Linked DNA regions of Homo sapiens: regions 1 and 2 are each linked to region 3. Evidence: read pairs that join two places in POLR2A ChIA-PET (ENCODE). Cell type or tissue: HepG2. All regions are shown on one strand.

Region 1 (5,000 bases), 70 kb after region 3:
CTGCCCAAAACCCGGTCCCTCTCCCACACTTGGCAATGTTGCAGCAGGCTTGCTGCACCAGGGACCTGGTCCTGGCATCCAAGCAGCTCCTCCATGAAGACTGGGGAAATGGGGCGGGAGGACCTTCTAACTAGGTTTTCTCTAAGAGCCTTTTGATCCCAAAGAAACAAACAAGCTGATTTCTCAGATCTGCCACTTACTCTTAAGGCGGATCCATTTGCTCTCTGATATGGTTTGGCTGTGTCTCCACCCAAATCTCATCTTGAATTGTAGCTTCCATAATTACCATGTGTTGTGGGAGAGACCCGGTGGGAGATAATTAAATCATGAGGGCAGCTTCTCCCATACTGTTCTCGCGGTAGTAAGTCTCACGAGATCTGATGGTTGTATATGGGGAAACCCCTTTCACTTGGTTCTCATTTCTCTCATCTGCCACCATGTACGATGTGCCTTTCACCTTCAGCCTTCCACCTTCTGCCACGATTGTGAGGCCTCCCCAGCCATGTGGAACTGTGAGTCCATTAAACCTCTTTTTCTTTATAAATTACCGAGTCTCGGGTATGTCTTTATCAGCAATGTGAAAACGGACTAATACACTCTCCAAACTTACTCTCAGCTATACAACCCAGTAGCAAATTCTATTCCCTTTTCCTTCATTTCTTGAATAGAAATCCATAAAACATCAATTATCCAAAAAATTATTAAAAATCAAAACTCTACACTTATTAGAGAAAGTGGGCAGGTTTTTTTTCAACCTGAACTCTTAGGGGATGCTCCAGGCCAGGACACATTTTATATCTTCAGGGGAAGGCAACAATCACTGATGTGTAAAATGATATGCCAAAACCAACACAAATGCCTGCAATGATCAATTCACTCTTGTGAATTTTCTAAGGCAGGAATATGAGCAAACACATTTTATAATGTTTCTAACAAGGTAACCGGAAAATTGAATTGACCGGAATACCGCATTCCCAAACCATCCCAGTTAAGAATTATATACCTAGTTACAGACCTATTCAATTCCAGCTTAATTTAACATTTGCTCACAGCAAAGGGAAGGTGTGACAAAGGCGCCCTGTTTATGCAATAAGCAAGAAACCAGGATGTACCTGAAGCAGCCCTTGGGGCTGCTGGCCACCCCTCAGCCACCCTCCTCCTCCCATCCTTCTCCTCCTCACATAAGTAGCAGTGTAACCCTGGAAATGCATTTCTGTCACCAGCACCATCGTCAGCAAGGCGCACAGGCTACAGTTTTCAGTTTATAAACCTGTAACTTGGATACCATCTCCTTTTTGCCCTCTGCACAAGCCCATAAACATCCTCAGCTCTGGCTCATGACGGGTTCTTTACTCTAATGGAAGCTCCCTCCTGGATATCCCCAAAGAGAAAGATGTGTCTGGTAAGGGAGAGGTCAAACCCGAGCACAGCTATTTATTACATATACTGCGACCAGATGGAGCTAACTCATCCATCAAAGCCCTCGTCATCCTCATCACATTAGCTTCTTATAAAAGCCTCCTGCTCTTTCCCCTCACAGTCCAGCTCTCCTGCTTCTCTCCTCCTCTCACTCTCTCCCGCTCATGCACTTTCAAGAAAATGAACCCTCTCTAACCCCATTGCTGTTCTCCTTAAATCATGGCTACCCATCACTCCGTGGCTATTTTTAAACTTTACTTTTATCAATACTCATCCTGTAGCTCAGGGAGATATTAAAACTGTACTGGGGCAAGGAAGGGCGTTTCTGACACTTGCTCCCTCATTCATCAGTTCCTCATAGGCCCGTTGGTGACAATGAAAAGATTTCACAATACCGTGCAGCAGAAACTCATTCTCCTGCTCATCCATCATGCTCAACCTAGCAGCAGTTCTACTGACCTAATCTGCAATGCCTCGGTACTCACTGGAGATTTCTTAAAGGCACCCTTCATTGTTGTCTGTAACAAAGAATAGGCCTGGGCCATTTGATAAGGAGACTAAATGGTGCAAGGATTAATGAAATATTCCTTCATCTCCCCAGTCCTGGGTTCAAAGACCACATGGCAGATGAAGCCAAGCATCCTCTTACAGGTTGAACTCAGCATAGCCCACTAACGGTTCAGCTAAATGTACTCAAATACAAAGACTATTTCTTAGGATACAAGAAAGAAGGGCCCCAAATAGTGTGTGCCATCATCAGTGCATTTCTTCGCTCATTCATGGATTGTTTCCCTCATTTAGCAAACACTTCTTAAGTATCTACCATGAACTAAGTTCTATTATAAACACTGTGACCATTAAAAAAGTATAAATGCTAGTTGCAAGGAACTCATTGCTTAGTGTAAAAGAAGGCAAACAAAGCAAAGATTTCAGTGGTAGCAGTTGTGGCAGACAAGTAACTGCCTCCTTGCACACTTCTTCATGGGGAAAAGTCCACGGTAGCCCAGTTAGAGACTACATCTCCCAGCTACCCTTGCAGCTGGGTGAAGCCATGTGACTAAGATCAAGCTAATGGAATATCAGTGAAGTGCTGTGTGCAAGTTGATGTCATATCCTTAAAAAGGAAGCTGGCTGTGCTTCATGCTGCCTCCCTTCTTCCCATGAAATACAGCACAAATGCTGTGCTGGTAAGCCAGCTTTGGCCACAAAGACAAGAATGACCAGTTAAAGAACGACAGAGCAACCAGGTAGAAGCAGCCTGGGCCCCATGATGACCTCAGGACAGAGAAAGACTACGGGCATTAGAGGACCCTGAACTAGCTATGGCAGGGACCACACTTGTACAGTGATGGTGGTAGAATAAAGGGGGCTCAGACATCCAATTCCCATTTTGAGTTTCAGAGGTGTTTAAGCCCAGAGCAAAAAACGGTGCCTACAGGTCCTTATGTGTTTTGTAGCTGACACCAGCCCCATTTGAATGCCCAGAATGAGGACAAATGAGAGGCAATTCAGAGACCCCAATAGACAAACACAATAAGCGCTGCTGATTTATTTAAGTTCACAGACCATTTAACCCTCATCCTCCAGCTTGTTCTCTGCTAAACAAAACAAAACCCTCTCCAGAAGACTGTATTTCCTAATAATCCACACAGTTCATTCTGCTATCTACTTACTCACATGGTCTTTGAAATACTCCCATTTTCAAAAGGAAGTGAGAGTTCCTGCAAACATTTGTGCAAGTCAGCCATTTTGGAAGCATATCCTCTAGCTCCAGTCAAGCCTTCAGGTGACTGCAGTCCTGACAATATATCTTGACTACAATTTCTTTAGAGACCCTGAGCTAGAACCACTTATCTAAGTTGCTACTAAATCCCTTGCCCATAGAAATTAGGAGATAATAAATATAAATTGGTTTAAGCTACTAGGTTTTGTAGTAATGTATTACATTGCAATAGATAACTAATAAACTTTCTTTTTTCATGCTATATTAAAAATAAAGACATACTCCCATTTTCAGATATCTATCCTCTCTCTGAAATGCCATGGAAGAGCTCCCTGAGGATAAGGATACCATCTTCAGCTTTTCTCCCATGCATAACTCAGCATAGGGCTCAGCAAGCCACAGGAACTCCAAAAATACGAACAAATGTATACCAGAAATGAGAAGTCAAAGAAATGCAACAAGGGAGACACTGAGCACATTTTTTGAAAACAAAATATTAGTGCTAGAAACAAAATTTGAGGCACTATAGTTTAGCTCTTTTGTTACATTAATGCAGAAATAGAGACTGCCAAAGCAGGTAAATATTGAGATCAAAGTCTCACAGCTAGGTAATGGTAAAGATGCCATGAAAATGTGGTCTGGTGTGTTCTTTCTGTGACAGCAGAATACCACCTTGGGCCAGAAACAAAGCAAAGCCATGTTATAAATTCCAAGGACACCTACCCCAACCACTCATGGTCTCAATGCCTCACCTCCCAACCAACTCATGTTTAATCACAGATTCCAGGTGAGAGCCCAGAGGCATCTCAGGTGGCAGAGAGTGGCAGTAAATGTTTGTGGAGCATGGAGGCTGGGACACATGATTGGCACAATTTCAACCTGCATCAAGCATTCAGTCCTTTCTCTTACAGTCTAATCAACAGACACCTCAGCAATTCTGAATTTTAAAAGACACCAATTTTTGCAGCCCATCACAATGCCAAAACCCCAGTCTCCACTTTTCCAAGTAAAATATCCCTATCTTACAAGATAACCAATGTGTAATATACTAAAATGTTTTATTTAAAATTATATGAATCTAATGTGCCGTTGATTTTAATACAGCATGATTTTATGTAACACTGAGAAAAACAAAGCAATTAAACTGCCACACAATGCTTTCCAATCACTTGGCATTTTTATTTTATACTTATTAAAATAGCTCTTTTGGATTAATGTAGACACAGACTTTTATCACTTGTGTGCATTCATAAAAATATACATAGGTGAAATACATGGAATAAAGCATTCCCAAAACTTCTCCCACTCACTGCCTGACTTTTCAGAATCAATTTTCAACTCAGAGTTTATCGATGTTTGTGTTTCTCACACAAAATATCATCTTCTCTGTCACTCAAGAGCATAGCTGCTGCAGCCGCCAACAAGCGTTCTGCAAGTTTTGATACTAGCACTTTCTCAATCTTACCAGGAAATGTCAACAGAAGGTTTTCAGACAATAACTAGACTTAGAATCTTTCCTCAAATGGCCGTTCAGTGGTTTGCTGACTGAAACCCTAGGGGTTACAGTTGAGAGGAGCCACCAGGAACAGCTGCCAAGGCTGCCCAAGCATAGGCAGAGACAAACATGGCAGACCCTGGCCAGCAGCTTTCTTTCAGAAGTCACCATGCTTTGGAAAGATGCACCCCCATTTCAGAGTCATAAAATGTGAAAAACATGCATTTTAGCAACATGAGATGCAGTATGACTTTTAGCAAGCATTTATTATATTATCTTCCCAGAACTGCATTCCCTTCTTTTGGGGCTGCATATGAGCTTACGGTGGGGGGCTGCCTATCATCGGGATAGACCTTGGTCAGG
Region 2 (5,000 bases), 250 kb after region 3:
AGCTCTGCAATTCCAGTACTGTTTATGGGCCCAGGGCTAGCATGCAGTATTTTTATTTGGCTTCAATTTCTGCTCAAAAGCCCTTTTAGGTTGCTCTTGCTGAATGTCCCAGGAATTTCTCCCAGAGCTTTGCTTGGCTTGGACATGACTTTGGGAGGTTTCTTGTTTTTCCTGGGTAGTGTAATTAGGCTTTTGCTGATAATATCACTGTTTTCTCTACTGGTCCCAGAGGAGAATGTGGTGGCCAATGGTAGTTATTTCTTGCTTTTATTGGGGTGGGGGAGAGGGGCAAAAGGGGTCAAATATAAATGTTTTCTAGCTTAATTCATCCAAAACTGAAATGAGAAAAACAGTAGCTAGTGTCCCTTTCTTACAGAAGTGAAAAGAGCACAAGATTTTAGAGTCATGCTGACTTGTGTAAAAATTTCTCAGCTCTGCAAACTTAATGGCTATGATACTTTAAAATATTACTTATTATCACAGAACCCTAGCTCTCCTACCTTTACAAAAGAACCATTTAATACCACCTATTCCAGAGGCTAGCTGGGAGGATTAAATGATACTAGACATACATCTAGCTGGGTGCTCTGATCACAGTCATTCCCAGATAAATGTGAACTTCCCTTATTCCTACAAATAGGCCAATTTATTCCTACTTGGATCCCTTCCCTTCTGGCCCAAGGTAATAGCTAAGTTCTTGTGAAACCATGACCTTCAGCACTGGTCTCAACCCTCTCCAAGGCAGAAAGCACTTCTGCCTTTTCTCTAGTTCATCCTTTTAGATACTGCTAGTCTATTCCTTGGAAATAGTGACAAGATAGTGAATAAACTGACTAATCTCTTTAACCAGGTGAGTGTTGCTCTTAAATATTTCATGAGAGTTCATTTTGATTTTCCAGTTTCATTGAAAGTTCTCTAAAGGTAGGAGTTATGTCTGATCCTACTTCTGTAAACCCCACAGCAGGCAGCACCATGCCAAGCTGACCACAGGTGCCTCCCCCATCCTCATTGATTGACTACAGAGAAAGCAGAGAATGAAAAGTTTCCATGATTAAGACAGGATCTGGCCTCCAATAACATGGATGTTCACAATTAACGGGCAAGTATCAGTGAGCTAGGAATACTCACAGAGCAGGGGGAAGGTGGCAGAAGTTGAAATACTTAAAAAATAGACGGACAAGGCCAGGCATGGTGGCTCATGTCTGTAATCCCAGCACTTTGGGAGGATGAGGTCAGAGGATCACTTGAGGCCAGGAGTTCGAGATCATCTTGGCCAACATGGTGGAACCCCGTCCCTACTAAAAATACAAAAATTATCTGGGCATGGTGGCGTGCACCTGTAGTCCCACCTACTCAGGGGGCTGAGGCAGGAGAATCACCAGAACCCAGGAGGCAGAGGTTGCAGTGAGCCAAGATCACGTCACTGTACTCCAGCCTAGGTGACAGAGTGAGACCCTGTCTCAAAAAAAAGAAAGAAAGAAATAGATGGACAAGAGGGAAGATTCATCTCTACTCTGGGGCTAGGGTGGATCTCCCCAGAAATGAATCAGATTATAGTGTGTTTACTGTTCCCTCCCCTGCTGGGCCAGTTAAACTTACTCTTATAATTGTGTGAATATATAAATTATACATTATACATCATATAGCATATATGTGCATTATATATAACTATTCACTATCTGTGTTATATATAAATATATATTTATAGCACCTGCTTTGTGCTGGACACTATCCTATATATTAAGTCACATAGCCTTCATCATGACCACAACATGTGTTCCACTGTTACTACCATCTTACAAGGAGGAAACAAACCCAGAGAAACCTGCCCCAAATCACAGAACTAGTGAGTGGCAAGACCAGGATTCAGATCCCGGCAGCCTGGCTAAGGCCAGCACTCTTAACCGCTAGACCACAATGCCTCTCAAGTGGGAGCTGGGAGTGAAGTGAAAAAGTAGGTCCCCAGTCAGGAGGGTACCCAGCAGAGGTGGCTCACACACCTAAACAGATTCTGAAGACATAGCCCTTCAACAAAAGCAGCTTGTTGCAGAAGCAGGAGACTGCTCTGCCAGGCACAGATGCCATGGGACAGCTCTGTCTGAGAAAAGAGCTAGTGGCAACCCATGTTAGCAATAACAGGAGCCAGACTGAAGCAGCCCCCAAAAGGCTACCTTTGGTCTGAGATGGGACCAACCCACAATTAACACCCTGAATAGCAGCAGTATGTGATGGCCCAGAGACACACAGCTCTGGGAGATTGAAGACAAAGGAAATGGAAGGGGCTGGGGGAGGTTCCAGAAAGCCTTGTTGGGTCTGCTTTGAGCTTCACATCTTTAATGTTCAAACTGCTGGGGGCAAGAGACAGCCAGCTTTCCCACCAGCCCTGCACAGCTCGGCAGCCTGTACTCTGCACTTGTTTACCATCACTGAATAAATCATTTCCGTCTCCCCCAGCCTTGGCCCTGCTCCCTTACAAACAGAGTAAACCCGGCTCCCCACTCAAGGTTGCCATCAAAAGCAGAGGGCACCAGCTTTCCCTCCCCGGCTCTGCAGCCCTCATGGGCAATGCCCCCTCCTCGCTCCTTAAGCATATCAGAATGAGCAATATTTGACTGTTGATTCTTTCATCTCTGCAGCTTTGAAAACCTCAAACGTCATATCGGATCTACAACAAAGAGCAGGGACTTCAGGGGTTGACAGCACGGCCATAATTAAAGACAACCATCAGTGAGCTGCCATGTTAAACAATGCCACGTTATAGCTGCTCCAAAACCAACTGTTTACCTTTCAGACATTTCTGTGGAAAGGTTTAAACAGGTGCGGTTTAAATTGTTTTCATAAAAGATATGCAAACAGGAGATAGGAACTTTTCTTCTCTCTAAGACAGGGTAAAATGTACAGCATGCAATTCCCTTGCTAATAGTGTCCAATTGATTTACTTAGGGGAACCAATCTCTGGTAACTGATACAAATATGAATCCCAAAATAGCACTGAAAATATTACAGGGATACAGCCAAACATGGAATGGGAAATAATCCCCAAATTTCCATCTTAAGTTCCTTCTGGCCCATGAACCTCAGTTTCCCCCTTTGTAAAATAAGAAGGCTGCATTTCAAGCTTATGTTGGCATGCAGAACTCTTTTTCCAAATCAAGTCCAACAAATAGTACAGGAAAACCTAGTGGTTTCTGAGAGTGGATCAGGGTCCCTTCTTCCTCCAATATGCCCCCAGATGATTTCTAGAACCTTGCGAACTACTGGACTGAATCATCTCTGTGAGTTCTTCCAGGACCCAAATTCTCAAGTTCTCGAGAGAAAAAGCAGCAATAGCAGCAGTTGTAAAAGGCTTTCTCCATCATTGGTCCACAATGCTTTCCTCAGTGTTCAGCATCTAAGTGGCACTGAATGAATGTGGTTCTGAGTTGATCAATAATAAAGGAAGTTGTAAATAGCTTCTTCTCTGCTTCTCCTTGAGTTTGGGGTAAGGTTAATTAATATCAACAGCAAAGGGAAAGAGGCAGATATTAAAGCAAATTATAGTAGCCTCATGGTTTGCTAACTAAACTCCTCAAGCTGGGTATTCATAGCAGGCTCAGTGTCCTGGCCCCCAGGTCTGAGGCAAACAGAGGAGTGTGCTCTCTACACTTTTCTTCTGCCTCAGAATCTTAAGTCAGCATCCCCAAGGCCTGCACTTGTCATGTTTCCAGGTCTACCTCTACGCTGGAGATCTCTAGAGGTTTTGGAGCTCCTTGAAAGTAAGACTGTGAAAAGACAGCCAGGAACATTGCTACCTTGGACAATGCCATAAGAATTGAGGTGGGAACAAGAAGACTGCTCTGTGGAGCCACCAAGAGATTCCTTTGGAGTAGCTCAAACAGAGACTCCTCAGTGGGATGTGGGAGGTTTCCCCACGCACAAGAGCTGCTTACATCCTCATTACATATGACTCACACATGTTCGGGGGACCACTGGACCAGGATCATACTGACTGTGGTTAAGTCCCCACATGGGACATCATGACCCATTATGTTGACCACTAGTGGAATTTTCCAATACCTGAGGATACAACACTGTTAGAATCAATGCAATAAGCTGTCGCTCATTTCTTTGCAAGCTGAAAACCTATTTATAAAAGGAAGCCGGGCACAGTTGTGCATGCCTGTAGTCCCAGCTACTGGAGAGGTTGATGCAAGAGGATTGCTTGAGCTCAGGAGTTTGAGGCTGTAGTGTGCTGTGGTTGCACCTATGAATAGCTGTTACACTCCAGCCTGGGCAACATAGCAAGACCCCATCTCAAAAAAACAGATTTATAAGAGGAAAATCTCCAATGCTTGTTTGAGTCAGACCAAAAGAATTGCAAAGGCTAAATCTGACCTCTTCCTATAAAAATAACATGGAGAATCCTTGTGTGGACAGGCCTAACCTTCTTGATAGGCCCCTCTCAGGAAGGCCCCACAAAATCTACAGTGGAAGAACAATCCACTTCTGTGAAGGAAAAGTTAATGGCCAGTTGGTTTCAATTGACTAGGACAGAGCTAAGTGAATGTAGATAAACCACTTCCCGACTGAGGCTAGGCCAGGGGATCCTCCCCCACACCTCCCACCGCTGATATCATTCTTGAAAGCCTTGTTTCCTTCCAGCCTGGAAAGCTCCATTTTGGAAACAATGACCCTTTATGGAGAGCTTTCATCCCTGCTTAAGTTCTAAAAATCAAAGAGCCAATATGTCTAAGCTGCCCTCAAGGATCTGGGAAAACTGCCGTGGGTACGTTGTTATTTAGTGGTAATATCTTATTTAACTTGTCAGTTGTCTTGCTGTTTTCAGAATGAAACCAGATATAAATAAAGCAAAAAAAAAAGTGTTTGAGATAGGCTACTGATCACTAGTTTATTTTTTGAGTTGAGAAGCCACACAGTTTTCCAAGCATGGTTACATTATGGTAATATGCTTTGTCATAAATCTACTATATCCTTCTGCTTGTCTATAAAACAGTCTGCTC
Region 3 (5,000 bases):
GGCCAGGCATGATGGCTCATGCCTGTAATCCCAGCACTTTGGGAGGCCAAGGAGGGTGGATCATGAGGTCAAGAGATCAAGACCATCCTGGCCAACATGGTGAAACCTCGTCTCTACTAAAAATACAAAAATTAGCTGGGCGTGGTGGCACGTGCCTGTAGTCCCAGCTACTCGGGAGGCTGAGGCAGGAGAATCGCTTGAACCTGGGAGGTGGAGGTTGCAGTGAGCTGAGATCATGCCACTGTACTTCAGCCTGGCGACAGAGTGAGACTCGGCTCAAAAAAAAAAAAAAAAAAGGCTTTGAATAAGCTTCTCATAATATCTTTGTGACAGGAAGCCAAAAAGTAGGCTAGAAAATGACAATCTTAGGTAGAAGTAGAGTCATAACTGCTTCAAAAATGTACCTGAAGAATACTGATTAATGGCTCAAATTGCTCTATGGGTAGATTCTAGGGATTTTGATCTTATTTTTTTGTTTTTTGTTGTTTTTGTTTTTTGCCAGTGGCTTGGTTAAGGAGATGTTTATCACATTTATAGGGGACAGGACCCTAAAGAGATATTAAGAAAGATACAGTAGGATCCAAAATGATCCTGTTAGAATCAACCATTTTTCAGCTCAATAAGATGAAATTTCACAGTGTCTAATGTAAACTAAATAATAAAGTTCAACTATCCAAAAATATTTACTCGAAAAAATTAAAAGGAATATGAAAATTGGGAATATATTTGCAACCCTTCTAACAGTCTAAGATTTAACACCCTTAACATGGAAAGAGCTTTTATAAATCATTAAGGAAAACCTGAAGCCCTAACAGAAAAATGACCAAAAACCTTGGATGGAAAATTCACAAGGAAATTTGTCAATAATAAAAATATGGGAGAAATTTTCAGCTTTATTAGGAATCTAGAATATTCTAATAAAAATATTTATATCCTTTTCTTAGATTTTAACATAGTTTTGTCAAGCTTTTACTTCAAACAAACACAAGACTAATGAGACAGTGAAATTGCTGGATGGCAATTTATATTAAAAGACTTAAAAATAATTACCTTTGCATCCACTAATTCCAATTCCAATAATTTATTCAGTAAATATCAAAGATGTGTATAAGTTTATGTACAAGTATGTTCACTATAGCATTTACAATAACATTGCAAACAAGCCTAAATGCCCAAGGATTGAAGAATGATTAAATAAAGCTCAATATATCTGTATCATAAAATATTACACAGGAATTAAAAATAATATTGTAGGCAGCTATCTAATGAGCCAGTACAATTTTCATGCTATACATTTAAGTACCCCAAATTAAGTCACAATGTAATATAGTACACACACAAAGATCTCATGCATGAAAATTAAAAGTCATCCATATGGTCCTCACCATTTTCCACACAAATTTTAATCTGCACCAAGCTTTTCTGGGCATTTTCTTCCATGTTAATGGTTAAGAATCATCAAAGTCATCTTTCTTAGTTGTTCTAGTTTATAAACTGCTGTTAATATACAATCTTGTACACAGAGACATTATAACAATTCTGTACACACATACACAAACACACTTAAATGTATATATTTATGTGTGTGTGTGTATGTGTGTGATACCTATCTATATCTCCCAGATACATACCGTTAACCCCCAGGTAAGGAGTTTATCAGTCATTTTCAAATAGTTTTCTCTAGCTACTAAATTTTCTATCATGAATATACATTTTATAATCAGGAAAAACCACAGTTAATATTCCTTTTAAATAAAACAAGACAATTCCACATACATAACATGTAGAAGCTTTAGAAAAAGAGCAGTGTCTGGGAAGAGGACTTAGTATGAATCGCCAGTGACCACCACAGAAGCAAATCTGATCCCAATCCACTCTACTACTCTCCTGGCCCCTAAGTGCCTGTGCCTGGAGCTTTGTTTGAATTCCAGGTGCCAGATTCAAAGGTGGATTTGCATTCAGAAACACCATCCAAGGACAACCACCAGGAGGTGAAGGGTGTAAGAAACAGTGATTGAGACAGTCCTAAAGTTGCTTAACCAGGAGCAGAGAAGTCTTAGTCATTTCAAAGTCCTCAGCCTACAGGGTTCCAGAATGCAGAATCAAAAACAAATAGAAAATTATGTAAGCTGGGAGGAAATGTCTTGAATCAATTTTTTGAAACTTGTCAAAATGGAGAAGCTGTTCACTAAAGGATGAGCTGCCCTCAGAGCCACTATACTTATTTGAACAGAGGCTAAAATCATGGAGAATGTTTAGAGGGAATTTCTTCATAGAGATCAGATTCGATGGCTTCTAATATTCTATCCAGATACTATGGTTATCTGACTGGAGCTCCTTCCTTTATAACTATAGTTTATAAGGGCTGTTAAGTCAGTTCTGCTTTGCCAAAGGGTCCCTTAAGAGTCAGTCTGGTAGGAAGAGGGTAGCAGAGTTCCAGCACACTAAACTCTATGCCTCATTCTTCTAGCTGGGACTGTGCAAGGCTTCTTTAATATTTTCCTAACTATGGGAAGGGTGTAACATGTGCCCATAATAAAAAGGCACATGTTTGCACCCTGACCTCTTATAGAAAGTAAACTACATATTAGAGCTACAGCTCTATTTGTGTAAAATATGCCCTATTATAGTCTTCTTATAGACTCATAGACTTTGAATCCTAGAGGAATTTTAGGCTGTTCCACTCTCCCCCTACTTCACAGAAGATGACTAATGTCCAGAGAGGTAAAGTGGCCTACCTGAAAACACACATGAGTCACCAGGCCACATTTAGAACCTGTGTACATAAAGTGCAGTGCTCCCCAACTATGTTAAACTACCTCTACATACTTTCTAGCTGTGGTCCAGAAATGGAAATTCACCATCGCCACATCCTTTATCCAAACACTGTGTGTAGCTTTGTAACCCATTCATTGTACGTCCTCAATTATTAATATAATGATGAACCTAAATGGTTTTCGAGTTCTTTTTCCTTTCACTCTGTACTCCATGGATGCTCCTAGAAGAATCTCCCAAAGAGCTAGTTCTTAGATTTTTTTTTTCCTTTGAAGTTAAGTATGCATTAGGTGGGACTGGCTTGAGATTTATCTGCTAATGATCCCCTTGGGGTACACCTCTATAGCTTGTTCATTCATTCATTTATAAAAATGTATTGAGTGCCAACTCTGTGCTTAGTACTTTGCTAGTCTCTGGAGCTACAAGGATGACTGTGCAATAGTCCCCTACTATTAAGTAGTAGGTATAGACAGGGAAGCAGTTACCAGATAATGCAGGGTAATAGATTGGGATGATTAGTGCTACTCTGAGAAGGGGCTGGGGCTGGTGAAGGAGATGGGCTTGAGCTAAGTCTCAATGCAAATGAATTCTAATCTTTTGAGCATCTGCTGATACCTTATTCCACATTTGGTGGTGAGGGAACATAAGGAAAAGAGATAACTTGATCCTGGCACTCAAGTAAGCTACAGTCCAGAAAGCTGATTTGCTACCAAAAAGCATGTGGTGTGGTATCCATTTCCAACATGACAGGAATTCAGTGAGCACATGCATCTGGGGATACAAATGATGCACAAGTCATGGAATCTGCTCTCAATGCTCTTACCATCTATGAAGGAGACAGAGACGCTGGGCTTGGAATAAGGGGACACCATACAGGACAGCGTATCAGTAAGCAGCATGGATAAGATGAGCTCTGGAAGTTGAGAGGAAAGCAATGAGGGCTGTAGTAAGCCCTTTCTGTTTTTGGCCCATCCCTCCTATGCTTGTCCTGAAGGTATTATAGCAAGTCCCTAAGGACAGAGACAAGGAGCAGGTGTCTCTCCAGGAACATACTAGATGAAGGACAGCCTCCATGTTTTGCTCCCATCATTCTCCTTCTCTGGGCTATCCTCCCTCCTCAAAGCGAATCTTTCCTGTCTTTTTCCCACCCTGGTGACAGGGTTTGGCCTGGGCTTTGACTATGTCTCTGAAATTATTTTGATTCACGGCTTGAGATTTTACAAAACCACACATGCACGCATGGAGCCTGTGGCCTCGGGATCTTGTTTGTTTTTAAGAGTCTAAAGAGTGAGTTTGTTTGGCGGGTTCTATAAATGGGGGTTTTCTTTGCTAGGGAGATGTGAGAGTGGACACGGTGTACCGCAGCCATGGTATGCGTGCACCTCGCCATGGGGCGGAATGCAGAGCCTGGTGGGGGAGGCGCCCACAGCCATTGGGCAAACATATGTTGGGCCAAGAACGCTGCTCTTCAACCTCATGAACTGTTTGCTTGAAAGATAACAGTGTCTCTTCTACACAAGCCTTTCACCACCCTCCATAAAGGGAATTTTTAATTCAACAGATGGTGTCTACTCATTGCAAGCCAACCAGAAAAGGAGACATTTACACGGCTGGATCTCAAAGCCCCAGGGACCCCAAGGGCCCCTAATCAAATACTTGCCCAAAGACCAGCTCCCCACGGGCAGGGCCCCCCTGGAATGGACTCAGGCCAGGAAAGCCAGTAAAAACGTGCCAACTGTTGATTCTGTGAGGTCTTAATTGGCTGAAAAAGGTGAAAACACGTTTTCTGTCCCAGACTACAAGATAGCTTTATGTCTCCAGCAGGAAAGAAGGCCCCAGGAGATATGGTGACCTCCAAAAGTGGCTTGCTACCGGAGCCATTTTCTTTCTTCCAGAATAGCTCTAGCTCTATGGTTCACAAAACCTCTCAAAGAATAATTTGGTGAGCTTTGCTTTCCAGATCCTCTCATGGCATGTCCTGGGCCCTGTGTACTAGCACCTAACAATGTTAGGGACAGAGACGAGATCAACTGTTTCCAGTTGTGCAGCATAGAGAAAAAGAGTTTTTCCCAGCACTGAACCAAGGCTATTTCCTCTGTGTCTGCCTCTCTGGTTATCTGACTGCTGCTCATGGCAGCAGGAAGCCAGTGTGGTGTTTTCATAGGGAATGTGTTGTTCTGATGAGGAATATCTTGTCAACTCAATGAGGCCAAACGCAAATCTAG

What was found. ChIA-PET counts read pairs that join two places held together with the same protein. Peaks named below come from ENCODE experiments on the same cell type or tissue, not always from the same donor. Only the 100,000 strongest peaks of a DNase experiment are listed, where the experiment ranks them.
Region 1: POLR2A ChIA-PET joins it to region 3 with 6 read pairs; 2 of 35 experiments call an interaction of 5 or more read pairs at or near these places.
Region 2: POLR2A ChIA-PET joins it to region 3 with 15 read pairs; 1 of 35 experiments calls an interaction of 5 or more read pairs at or near these places.

The regions. Positions count from the first base shown.
Region 1 is chr10:75,954,317-75,959,316 of GRCh38, reverse strand. All of the region lies in intron 2 of LRMDA (leucine rich melanocyte differentiation associated), which reads right to left. Among named protein-coding and RNA genes, the nearest start is that of MIR606, 400 kb to the right of the region's middle. In HepG2, no CTCF peak of the experiment used is centred here; no DNase peak of the experiment used is centred here.
Region 2 is chr10:75,774,558-75,779,557 of GRCh38, reverse strand. The region is part of intron 2 of LRMDA (leucine rich melanocyte differentiation associated); the gene reads right to left. Among named protein-coding and RNA genes, the nearest start is that of MIR606, 220 kb to the right of the region's middle. RefSeq lists an enhancer at 4,493-4,787. In HepG2, no CTCF peak of the experiment used is centred here; a DNase peak (open chromatin) is centred at 2,587.
Region 3 is chr10:76,024,115-76,029,114 of GRCh38, reverse strand. The region is part of intron 2 of LRMDA (leucine rich melanocyte differentiation associated); the gene reads right to left. Among named protein-coding and RNA genes, the nearest start is that of MIR606, 470 kb to the right of the region's middle. In HepG2, a CTCF peak has its summit at 2,025; DNase peaks (open chromatin) are centred at 1,972, 2,734 and 4,164.